2 separate regions of the Homo sapiens genome follow, and region 2 is linked to region 1. Evidence: chromatin loops called from intact Hi-C (ENCODE). Cell type or tissue: PC-9. All regions are shown on one strand. Links, peaks and the distances in the headings refer to the core of each region. The heading gives the core; the rest is flanking DNA.

The links. Peaks named below come from ENCODE experiments on the same cell type or tissue, not always from the same donor. Only the 100,000 strongest peaks of a DNase experiment are listed, where the experiment ranks them.
Region 2: it touches region 1 in a loop (6-fold over the local background); 21 of 110 quality-filtered maps call a loop at or near these places.

Annotation. Positions count from the first base shown.
Region 1 is chr11:122,778,847-122,784,217 of GRCh38, forward strand. UBASH3B (ubiquitin associated and SH3 domain containing B) reads left to right here. Exons shown (of 14, transcript NM_032873.5): 4 at 651-849; 5 at 4,207-4,376. Among named protein-coding and RNA genes, the nearest start is that of CRTAM, 57 kb to the right of the region's middle. In PC-9, for the core only: CTCF peaks have their summits at 2,778 (motif pointing left) and 2,977; DNase peaks (open chromatin) are centred at 405 and 2,715; H3K27ac peaks cover 1,532 bases.
Region 2 is chr11:122,659,295-122,664,665 of GRCh38, forward strand. The region is part of intron 1 of UBASH3B (ubiquitin associated and SH3 domain containing B); the gene reads left to right. Among named protein-coding and RNA genes, the nearest start is that of UBASH3B, 6.3 kb to the left of the region's middle. In PC-9, for the core only: no CTCF peak of the experiment used is centred there; a DNase peak (open chromatin) is centred at 2,447; H3K4me3 peaks cover 2,215 bases; H3K27ac peaks cover 4,055 bases.

The DNA of each region.
Region 1 (5,371 bases), core at 80-5,079:
TGCCCGCCTCAGCCTCCCAAAGTGCTGGGATTACAGGCATGAGCCACTGCGCCCAGCCTGATTTTTTTCTAATTGATAAAAATTATATACATTTATGGCGTATAACATGATGGTTGAATATATGTATGCATTGTGGAGTGCCTAAATCAAGCTAATTGTACATGCATTACCTCGCATGCTTATCAGGCATTTGTGGTGAGAACACTTAAACTCTACTCTCTTAGTAATTTTCAAGCATATAATATGTTATGATGAACTATAGTCACTGTGCTGTACAATAGGTCTCTTGAACTTATTTCTCCTAAGTGAAGTTTTACGTCCTTTGACCAATATCTCCCCAATCTCGCTCCCCTTTCTTGCTTTCGGCTCAACCAGTCCTGCAGCATTTTGGCTGGGTTCACGGGGGCCACTTCACAGCAAGGAAAGGAGGGAAGAGGTCATGTGTTCCCCACATTAATCCACCAGTTGGGTAATCTGTGTCTGAATAATTGGAAGTCTGCAGTTCCTCTCTCCCCACAGACAGGGGTAGTGGTTAAGTAATTGCATTATCAGCCTCCTCCAGTCTCTGGGGAGAGGATGCCAATGTTAAGTAGCAGCAGACTTCCATCTCCCCTTGTCTCTGAGTGAAGACTGCCTGTTTTCCCTGCCAGTGCGAGGACAGCAAGGTGGATGCCCTGGGGGAAGCCCTGCAGACCACGGTCAGTCGCTGGAAATGTAAGTTCTCGGCCCCGCTGCCCCTGGAGCTCTATACGTCGTCCAACTTCATCGGCCTCTTTGTAAAGGAAGACAGTGCGGAGGTCCTCAAGAAGTTTGCTGCTGACTTTGCTGCAGAGGCTGCATCCAAAACCGGTGAGCAAACAGCTGCCAGGCCAGCCCTGGGCCCTGTCAATCAAAGAGTTGGAAAGGAAAAAGGATAGGAAATAGTGGTAGAGGAGCAGGATGGGGTCAGGAGGTGGAGGACCCTGCAGGAATGGACGTGTGACAAAAAAACAGCCTTTTCCTGCAGCACCCCACGTCTTGCTCCCTTGTAAAAACGTTCAACCCCTCTTCTGCTGACCTGGAGAGACCGTCTAAGGCTTATTCCCTAACACCCAAGTTGAAGTTTCACAAATGACTTCCATACTGAACTAGAAATGTATTTCTTTGTAGCACCACCATCTCCTCCTAATTCAGAATTAAAGAAACATCCTTTCTCCCTCCCAAGCTCCCGCCCATGTAGGTGTTTATCTGGGTCTCATTGTTCACTCCATGACAATCCAGATCTTTTCTCAGTGGGTAGCAGAGGATAGAGAGAAGAGTGGAAGCACTTCGTATTATATCACAATAAAATCCACTGAACCAATACCCTTCAACTTGCTGAAAACCATTAGACAGGACCCCAAGCCCCAAGAGTCTGTCTAAAAATGTAACCCCTTCCAAATGTCTCCTGCTCTTCTCATGGGAGCTCTTAGTTCAGGACACCTGAGATTTCCTGTCAAAGGAATTAGCTTAAGGGGGTGCTCAAGGCAGGAGACACGATGGAGGTGAAAAGAGGGAGAAGTTTGCAAAGCTCTCCTGTCTGACTACAGGTGTGGACAAGCTCACTTAGCTCAATGACAGCAGGGAAACAGACAGACAATCTGGTGGGGGGAGAGCCTCTTGGCTCGCTCCAGCATGAAATCACAATTGGCAGGTACTTACTGGTCACCTACTATGAGGATTTCTCCTACATGAGGAGTGCTACAGGGAAGAGAACAAGAAGTGGTTTCTCCCGGCCAGGCCCTGTGTAACATCAGCTCTGAAAAGAGAAAGGGGTGGTTCTACCTTCACGGAAGGAAGGAAACTTGCCCTGGGACGATGTTGATCAGGACAATGGAGGAAAGGCCTGCAGGCGGGCGGGTGGCAGGAGCACAGGCAGGCAGGCATGAGATGGTGTGAGCAGAGGACAGTGGGGAGGCTGCCCTGACCAGAGTGGATGGTGCAGGATGCACAGTGGAAGCCGAGTGCTGAGTGCAAAGCTGGAGGAGACGTACAATTCCCCTACCCCTAATTTTAGGGAGTGCCAGAGAGGGGGAAGACCTGAGCAAGGCCGCAGTTTGCTCCTTAGCCTTTTGGCCTTTGGCCTATCCCTCACCTGCCATTGTTCCCTGCTGCTATTTTCATCACCATCTCAGGCCCTTTGTTCCATATTCCTCTTTACCAGAAAAGCACCACACAGGACTTGGGACCTATGAGTGGGATCGGGGCTCAGTATCACTGCAGGATCACAGTGCTCTCGGAAGGAACACAAGGACCTTAAGACCCCTCTGTACCTGGGGAGGGGTCCTCTTTAGACTTTGCAACCCCCACCCCCACCTCTTCCTCTCCCTCAGCGACGGGACTAGTCTCCGGGTCCTGACTTCAGTGAAGCCTGACATTTCATAGGAGCTTAATATTTCAGAGAAAGAGCATAACTGAGAGGCAAATTATTTCCTGCTCTTATCCCTCAATCTCAAGGAAATGGCTTTCTCTCATCCCACAGTAGTTATTGTCAGAACCACTAAATCCCCACAAGGACCAAAACTAATGTCAAAGCCGCAAAACCCAAATCCTTCACAAATGAGAAAAGCAAGCCTCAGCCAGGGCCGCACAGATTCTTGGAGTGCATACTGAGTGAGCAGCAGTCGAAGCCCCAGCTTTCCCTGTGGGACGCGGGTGGAGCCAATTCCTCTCCAAGATCCTGCTGTCATGAAGAACTTGGCCGGCTTCGTTTCTCTGCTGTTGTGTGGCCCCCTGGTGGGGATGTGGAGAACTGGATGACCCTGCGCAGCTTAGCTGGTCCCGCTCCTTATTACCCAGCATGGGAAGCCGGCCACCATGTCTTTGCCCTGGAACTTGGTATTCTCCAGTTGTTGGCAGGACCAGATATCATCAAGTAGATTTAGTGTCTTCCTCCATTTGAAGTGGTCAAGGGAGATTCATTCATGTGCATTTATTCATTTAACAAGTACTGAAAACCTGCATGATATGCTGAGTAAGGATACAGTGTAAGCGAGAGACAAAAACCTTGTTTCATGGGGCTTACACCAAAGAAAGGCAATGCAGTATAAAAGAAAAAGTACTTAAAACCGAAATGCTCAATTTCTAGTTCTATCTTGGGCCACTAATTCTCTGTGTGACTTGACCAAGTTCCTTAAATTCTCAAATTCCCTAATTTCTTCTAGTTGCAACTTCTTCATTATTCTAGTTTGTACAGTAGATGATTCTCCCTCATTGTAAATACAAAAGAGGCCAGGCATGGTGGTTCACACCTGTAGTCCCAGCTACTCAGGAAGCTGAGGTGGGAGCATCACTTGAGCCCAGGAGGTGGAGGCTGTGGTGAGCTATGATCATGCCACTTAACTCTAGCCTGGGCAACAGAGAAAGACCCTGTCTCAAAAAAAAAAAAAAGTACCAGAGAGAGAAAAAAAAGCCATTCCCTCCTATAGGTAGGGTTGTTTTGTTTTGTCTCTTGGGATATCTTAGAATAACAGTCTGTATACTTTAAACCAGTATGTCTCAACTAAGGGTGATTTTGTCTCCCAGGGTACATTTGGCAATGTCTGAGGTCATTTTCAATTGTTACAGCTTGGAGAGTGCTGCTGACGTCTTGTGGGTAGAGGCCAGGGATGCTGCGAAACACCCCATCATGCACAGGACAGCCACCCCCCCCAAAAAATAATTATTCAACCCAAAATGCTGTTGAGAGAAACCCTGCATTAAACTTTGAAAATATCCATCTTTTCCCCTCATTTCTCCATCAATCTCACCCAGAAGCTAAGACACGTGATTCCAAAATGAAGGGAATAGAGCTTTGGGAGTCACGCAGCTATAAAACATGCTTTGTATTTCTACACAAATTATTTCATCACTGTAGGTCATAGTGCCCTCTTCTGAAAGGTGGGGCTGGTGACCACCAACTGGAATGTTGTGAGAAGGACTTAACTAAAAGGACTGCCCTCAGCTGACCCGCAGCTCCTAGAGGAAAGCCGTATGGTGGCTATCTCTTGAACAGTGGCTTGATTCGGAATCTCTTGCCATCCCCTTACCCCCTTATTCTACTGCTGTGAAGGAGAGAAACGTCTTTTGTCTTCTTTGTTATGTGGGAAGCAGAATTTCTCAGGGTACCTTTCTATGCCTTTCCTTAAGTCTTCACCATTGCTATCATCACCACCTTTTAATTACTGACCTTTTTCTTCCTTTTTCCAGAAGTGCATGTGGAACCTCATAAGAAGCAGCTACATGTGACCCTGGCTTACCACTTCCAAGCCAGCCACCTACCCACCCTAGAGAAACTGGCCCAGAACATTGACGTCAAGCTAGGGTGTGACTGGGTGGCTACCATATTTTCTCGGGATATCCGATTTGCTAACCATGAGGTAATGTCTCACTGTGGTTCCAGAAGCTACCAGGTGCAGGGATGCAATCAGAATCAGCAGCTCGCTGCTGCAGGGAGATGGGTACCTACAGGGGAAAAATGGAGCAAGCACCTAACAGAGAGTCCGTTGGCTCAGGATTGTGTCCAGCCTCTGCTTGCCTCACTGGGAGGCTTCCAGCTTGCCTCCCTCCTCTCTGGGTCACAAGTGGTTCATCTGGGTAACATCCCCCTAGTTCTGTCTCCCCTGCCAATCCAACTCCAGCAAAAAAGAAATGAAATGGGAGAGAATAAATAAAAAATATATTGGAAAATTTTTAATATTATATAAATTTATGGTGTTAATGGAAGACATCATTTTGACCTTAGGTGAGTTGAAGAACATATAAATACCAAAGAAAACAAAACAAAAAACAAAAACACTTGCAAAGACATAATCAACAGATATTTGCTGTGTATCTGTATCATGCAAAGTACCATGGAGCATACTGGAATTTTTAAATGTTGTCCTGTCCTCAAGGAGCTTTGAGAACAGACACACATGAAAAGAAAACTCAAGTCACCTCTTGTGAGAGTTTCTGCACATCCCAGTGGGAGGCCTGAGTGAGAAAACTGAATTCCATCACAAGAAGAAAGATTGGTACACCCCTAGCACCCTTCCTTTGAGGGAATCAACATTGCCTTCTAGACAAGTATGTGACATCTTGGAAGCATAATATTGCCTTTTTTTTTTTTTTTTAAATGGAGTTTCATTCCTTGTTGCCCAGGCTGGAGTGCAATGGCACGATCTTGGCTCACTGCAACCCCTGCCCCTGGGGTTCAAGCGATTCTCCTGCCTCAGCCTCCCTAGTAGCTGGGATTACAGGCACCCGCCACCACACTGGGCTAATTTTTTGTATTTTTAGTAGTGCCGGGGTTTCACTGTGTTGGCCAGACTGGTCTTGATCTCAGGTGATCTGCACGCCTCGGTGTCTCAAAGTGCTGGGATTACAAGCGTGA
Region 2 (5,371 bases), core at 65-5,064, 120 kb before region 1:
TACTACTAGCACTGCCCCTCTTTACCAAAGAGGTAACAAGAGCAGGCCTGGAGAGAGGGAGGTTGGGTTTGCTGCTCTTTTTCTTAAATTCTCTGCCTGGAAGGGAGTGAAGGTCCTGGAGGTCACCTGATCTAGTTGGACTCCTTGCCCAGGCTTGCTTCCCTCCTCTACTTCAACCCAGAAAGGCTGATGTGGTCGGCCTTCCCCCCAGTAACTTAGACCAGTATGAAGAGGGGCCCTCGGAGGCTTCAGAGAACAGGCATTTAACTTCATTTTTGAGAGTTGAGAAGAAAGAGCAAGGGCATCGGGCTTAGCTCATCAGAAGCTTCTCTCTTGAGCTTTATGCCTGGAGGGCTGAGCATAATGAAAATCCAAAGCCCCAAAGAGCAGTGATGGTCTCCTGGGTCTAGAAGACTTGGATGTGATGCTTTAAGAAGGGGTAAGATGGTTGTCTCAAACCTGGCCCTTTTGACAGACTGACATTAGCCAGGGCTGACAGCTCTAGGCCCTTTTGACAGAGTGACAGCAGCCAGGGCTGACAGCTCTAGTTTCCCCTATGGGTGTAACTGGGTCTGGTGGTGTGCGGCACCAAGAAGGGGCACTCAGGCCAGGCTCTTGGTGGGCTGGCAGAGAGGGTTGAGGCCAGCAAGGCTGGATCCCACCCAGCCCGTGCTGGGCTGCACTGTGCTGTGGTCTTGCAAAAGTCACTTAGTCCCCTCAGGGCCATGCTGTTGCCCTCTGAGGGGAACGCAATTAATGACTGCATGCTTGTTAAGTGCTTGACAGAGCTAAGAGGACCAGAGGGCTGCAGGGCTGGCTCAAGCAGGGTGACCTCAGGGTGTGCTCTCTCTAGCTCATTACTCCCTGGAGCTGGGCTAGGTTTTTTCCATTCCACTATATGAACTTCAGTCCAACTTAGACACTGCTATAGGAGAATTTGCCTCATGGAGGACTGAGAAGTGGCGATTTCACGGTGTGTGTGTGCGTGTGCGCTCGTGTGCAAGTCCAAGTTAAGGAGGTGTTCGGGAGGCATCAGGAAGGAAACCTTTCAAAGGTCAAAATGGCCAATCGCTTCCTTTTTTCTATGCCCACTAGCACTTCCCTGTTTTAAGGGTTCTAAAAATAAGGGTCCAGCTTCCTTGAGGCTAGTGAGGTTGGTTGGAAGGAAAAGAAAGAATGTATTGGGGGCAAAGACCTGAGGAAGAGGAGACCTCACAGGCCAGGAGAGGGTCTGAGCCTAACACCGGAGAAGATGGGACAGGACTCAGATCAGAGCCATCACTTTGCACAGCCAGATCCGATGTCAGAGCACTGTCATCCCCCTGCTGACCTCTGGTTTCTGGGGAGACAGGCTCTCATCTCTTCTGTAGCTTGGGGCTGATGCTGGGCCTTGGAGCAAGTCACTGAATAATTGAATTGGAGGAATCCTTGCTGATACAACCCTGATGAGTTTTTTTATTATTTTTATTTTTTGAGGCTGCTGGTGGCTAGAACTTTGTCTACAACAAATGGCTTTTTAATGTTTCCAGTGATTAAGAGATAATAGTCTTGGGAAGGACACTGTGGCAGGGATCAAAGGTCCTAAGGTCTGGTCTAGCTTCTGAATGATATCTGCACCTTTTAGGTCTTCTATTTAACCTCTTTTCCTTAATATCTTCACCAGCTTCTGTGCGTGGCAAGACCTGTCATGTGTCACGGGCCTTTCCAAAGACAAAATGAGATAACAGACAGAAAAGAACTTGGGAAAGTTAAAGATAGGATCAGGATGCAAGATGTGATTGGGGCATTATTGTGTTGGATTGCAAGAAGGGAGAGGAGGTGAGATGGTGGTTGAGGTGTCTGGCGAGGATTTACGTGTATTATTGGATTGTCCTTTTTTTTCTACTGAGAATATTTGAACAATGCCAAATTAAAGAGCAAGGCAGTGGCAGAAGGAAAGAGCTGGAATGAGCGCTTTTGACTTGGCTTTGGACAGTAAGCTGTGTTAGCTATGCCTCACTGCCCAAAGATAAAAGCAGCTCCAAGTTGGCTGCATGAGGAGTTGAGAAGCGGCATGTGGAGCCCATGAATTAAAGTATCTGGTTTCCCTGGCTTTTTCCAGCTTACCTGTTGGTTGACATTGGATCCTCTGAGAACACTTGGCCAACCCAACATCTCTGAAATGTAGCTGACTCTGGCGTGGGGGCTGCAGCTGCTTTCCCAGCCTTGGATAGACAGAAAGAGGAAAAACTGGAACCCACCTGGAGCTGAAGGGCTCTTATAGGTGGGCAGGGCAAGGAAGTCTCTAATCTACCTGCTGTGACTGTGCACCCACATAACACGCCCTTCTATCTGTGTTATTATACACTGTAAAAATTGCTCTTATGTGTATTAGATACCCCACAGCAGTCTTGTGAGGTAAAGCACACAACATATGCTTTGTTTTAAGATGAGACTGGAGGCTTAGAGGAGTTCAGGACGTGTCTAGAGTCACACAGTTGGTATGCAGGGACTGCATTGCCATAAGAGCCTCAGGCTAAACTGCAAGTCTCCTGAACTTTCCAGGCTACACGAGGTCCTGGTTCCAAAAAAAAAAAAAACAAAAAAAAAAATACCTTGATATGCTTTTTTTCTTTTTTTTTTTTTTTTTGAGACAGAGTTTCGTTCTTGTTGCCCAAGCTGGAGTGCAATGGCGTGATCTCAGCTCACTGCAACCTCTGCCTCCTAGGTGTCAAGTGATTCTCCTGCCTTAGCCTCCCAAGTAGCTAGGACTACAGGTATGTGCCATCATGCCCAGCTAATTTTGTATTTTTAGTAGGGACAGAGTTTTATCATGTTGGTCAGGCTGGTCTCGAACTCCTGACCTCAAGTGATCATCCCGCCTTGGCCTCCCAAAGTGCTGGGATTACAGGTGGGAGCCACCCTGCCCGGCCAGCCGATGTGCTTTTTTTAAAAAAACTTTTTTGAGTTATAACTCATGTACAATCAGCTAACCCTATTTAAAGATTGATACATTTTGACAACTGTACCTGTGTGATTACCTGCTACAAGACACAGTACGTTCACTGCCCCTAAAAGTTTCGTTTGTACCCCTTTGTGGTTAGTCCTCTCTCAACCCCCAACCCTGAGCAGCCACCAGTCGCTTTTTCTTTTCTTTTCTTTTTTTTTTTTTTGAGACAGTTTCACTCTTGTTGCCCAGGCAGGAGTGCAATGCTGCGATCTCAGCTCACTGCATGCAACCTCCGCCTCCCAGGTTCAAGTGATTCTCCTGCCTCAGCCTCCCAAGTAGCTGGGATTACAGGCATGCACCATCACGCCTGGCTAATTTTGTATTTTTAGTTGAGACAGGGTTTCTCCATGTTGGTCAGGCTGGTCTCGAACTCCTGACCTCAGGTGATCCGCCCGCCTCGGCCTCCCAAAGTGCTGGGATTACAGGCATGAGACACCACGCCCAGCCCAGTTGCTTTCTTTCACTGTACATTAGTTTGCATTTCCTAGATTTGCATGTAGGTCATACAGTGCATACCCTTGTACTTGGCTTCTTTCCTTCAGCATATTTTTTAGACTCATCCTGCATGTATCAATAGTTTATCTCTTTTAATTGCTGAGTAGACCTTCAGGTATTTGGATGTGCTAGTAGGGTAATTATAACCCCTTGCACACAGCTTCTATGAAAATTCCCTCTTACGCGCTAATGTCTTTTTTTTTTTTTTTTTTTTTTGAGATGGAGTCTCGCTCTGTTTCCCAGGCTGGAGTGCAGTGGCACAATCCCGGCTCACTGCAACCTCCGCCTCCCGTGTTCAAGCAATTCTCCTGCCTCAGCCTCCTGAGTTACTGGGACTACAGGCACATGCCGCCATGCCCAGCTAATTTTTTGTATTTTAATAGAGACATGATTTCACCATGTTGCCCAGGCTAGTCTCGAATTCCTGAGCTCAGGCAATCCGCCTGCTTTGGTCTCCCAAAGTGCTGGGATTACAGGCATAAGCCACCGCGCCTGGCCTTACGCCAGAATTTCTAATAATACCTTAAGTTTTTAGACCATGTTCGAGCTTACAAAGCAGAGTCACATACATAATCACTATTAAGTCTCAGACATTGATAATTTAATGAGGAAACTGAGGTTTGGAAGATTAAGTACTACAGAGATTGAAGAGTATCCTGCCTCACTGTTCTATCCTGTGGCTTTGATCACCACCTGCTCCCCACCCTCAGCTGCCTCAAAGTCCAGCTCCCTTTCAGGGAGTGGACAGTCATTCGCAGAGCTAAAGGCGTTGCTTTTCAGAGAGGCAGCCAACCTAGGGAATCCTGTGTCTCCCGCCAGCTTTGCTCCAGCTGATGATGATGTGGTGGTACTATCACTGCCTCCCCAATCCCAGCCGGCATAAGCCTGTGTAAGGGTATCTCCTTTCTTGGCCATCCAGAAGCTGAAGAGACCCCATCATTATCTGCCCCATCCATCCTGCCCTGATAGACAGAAGTCTGAACTTGTGGCAGCCTGGCTTTGAATTCCAGCTCTGCCTCTTACCAGCTGAGGGACTGACCTTGGGCAAGTTGCTGAACATGCTAAGCCTCAATTTTCCTGTCTGTACAATGCAGACAATAACAGCACTTGTCTTGAAGGACCTTTGTGAGAGAAGGGTGCCAAACCACGCAAACAGCTGGAGAGCGCCTGGCATTGGGCACACCCTCAGAAATGAGGTCGGTATTAGTGCTACTCAAGTGGTGATGTTACTCCACATGGCTCCCTCTGTGGTTTGGTTCCTTGGTCGCCTTCCACTTTTATGGTTCTCTGTTCCTCACTGAGCTTTGGGTATAAGGCTGTAAGATAGGGCAGAGGCCAGTGGATGCTTTCTCCCTGATAACTGCATTCTGCTCTCTGTGCTTCTCTCTCTAGAGTGCCCAGAGGGGTGCGGGGCCTGAGAAAAAGCAGACCCAGGGCAGAGAGAGCACCACCCAAGCTGCTGACTATAATAAATGGCAGGGGCTGGGGACTGGAAGGGGTACCATATGGTTGTCTTCTGATTACTTTCAAATGGAATCAGACTCAAGCCTAAGAGAGAGAGTGGGGAGAAAAAACCACACTCAAGAATGGATCCTCTCTGCAGGGTGACAGACTCAGCCAAGCAGAATGCAGAGCCATTGCCAGAAGAATGAGATGACTATGATCCTCATTGAACTGAACACTTTTGTCATTTTCATGGATGGATTCTCCCAGGGGCCACTTTCTATTTGCCCAAAGGCTTATGGAGAATCTGTGGTTTTTCTCTTTTCCCTGGAGGATGGGTGGGTAGATGTGGCAGTGATCGCAGTCCTCTGGACCCTCTGCCCGGGGCCCTCGGTATGTGATAGGTGATCCCTTTTCTTGTTTCATCTTGCTCACATCCCTGTT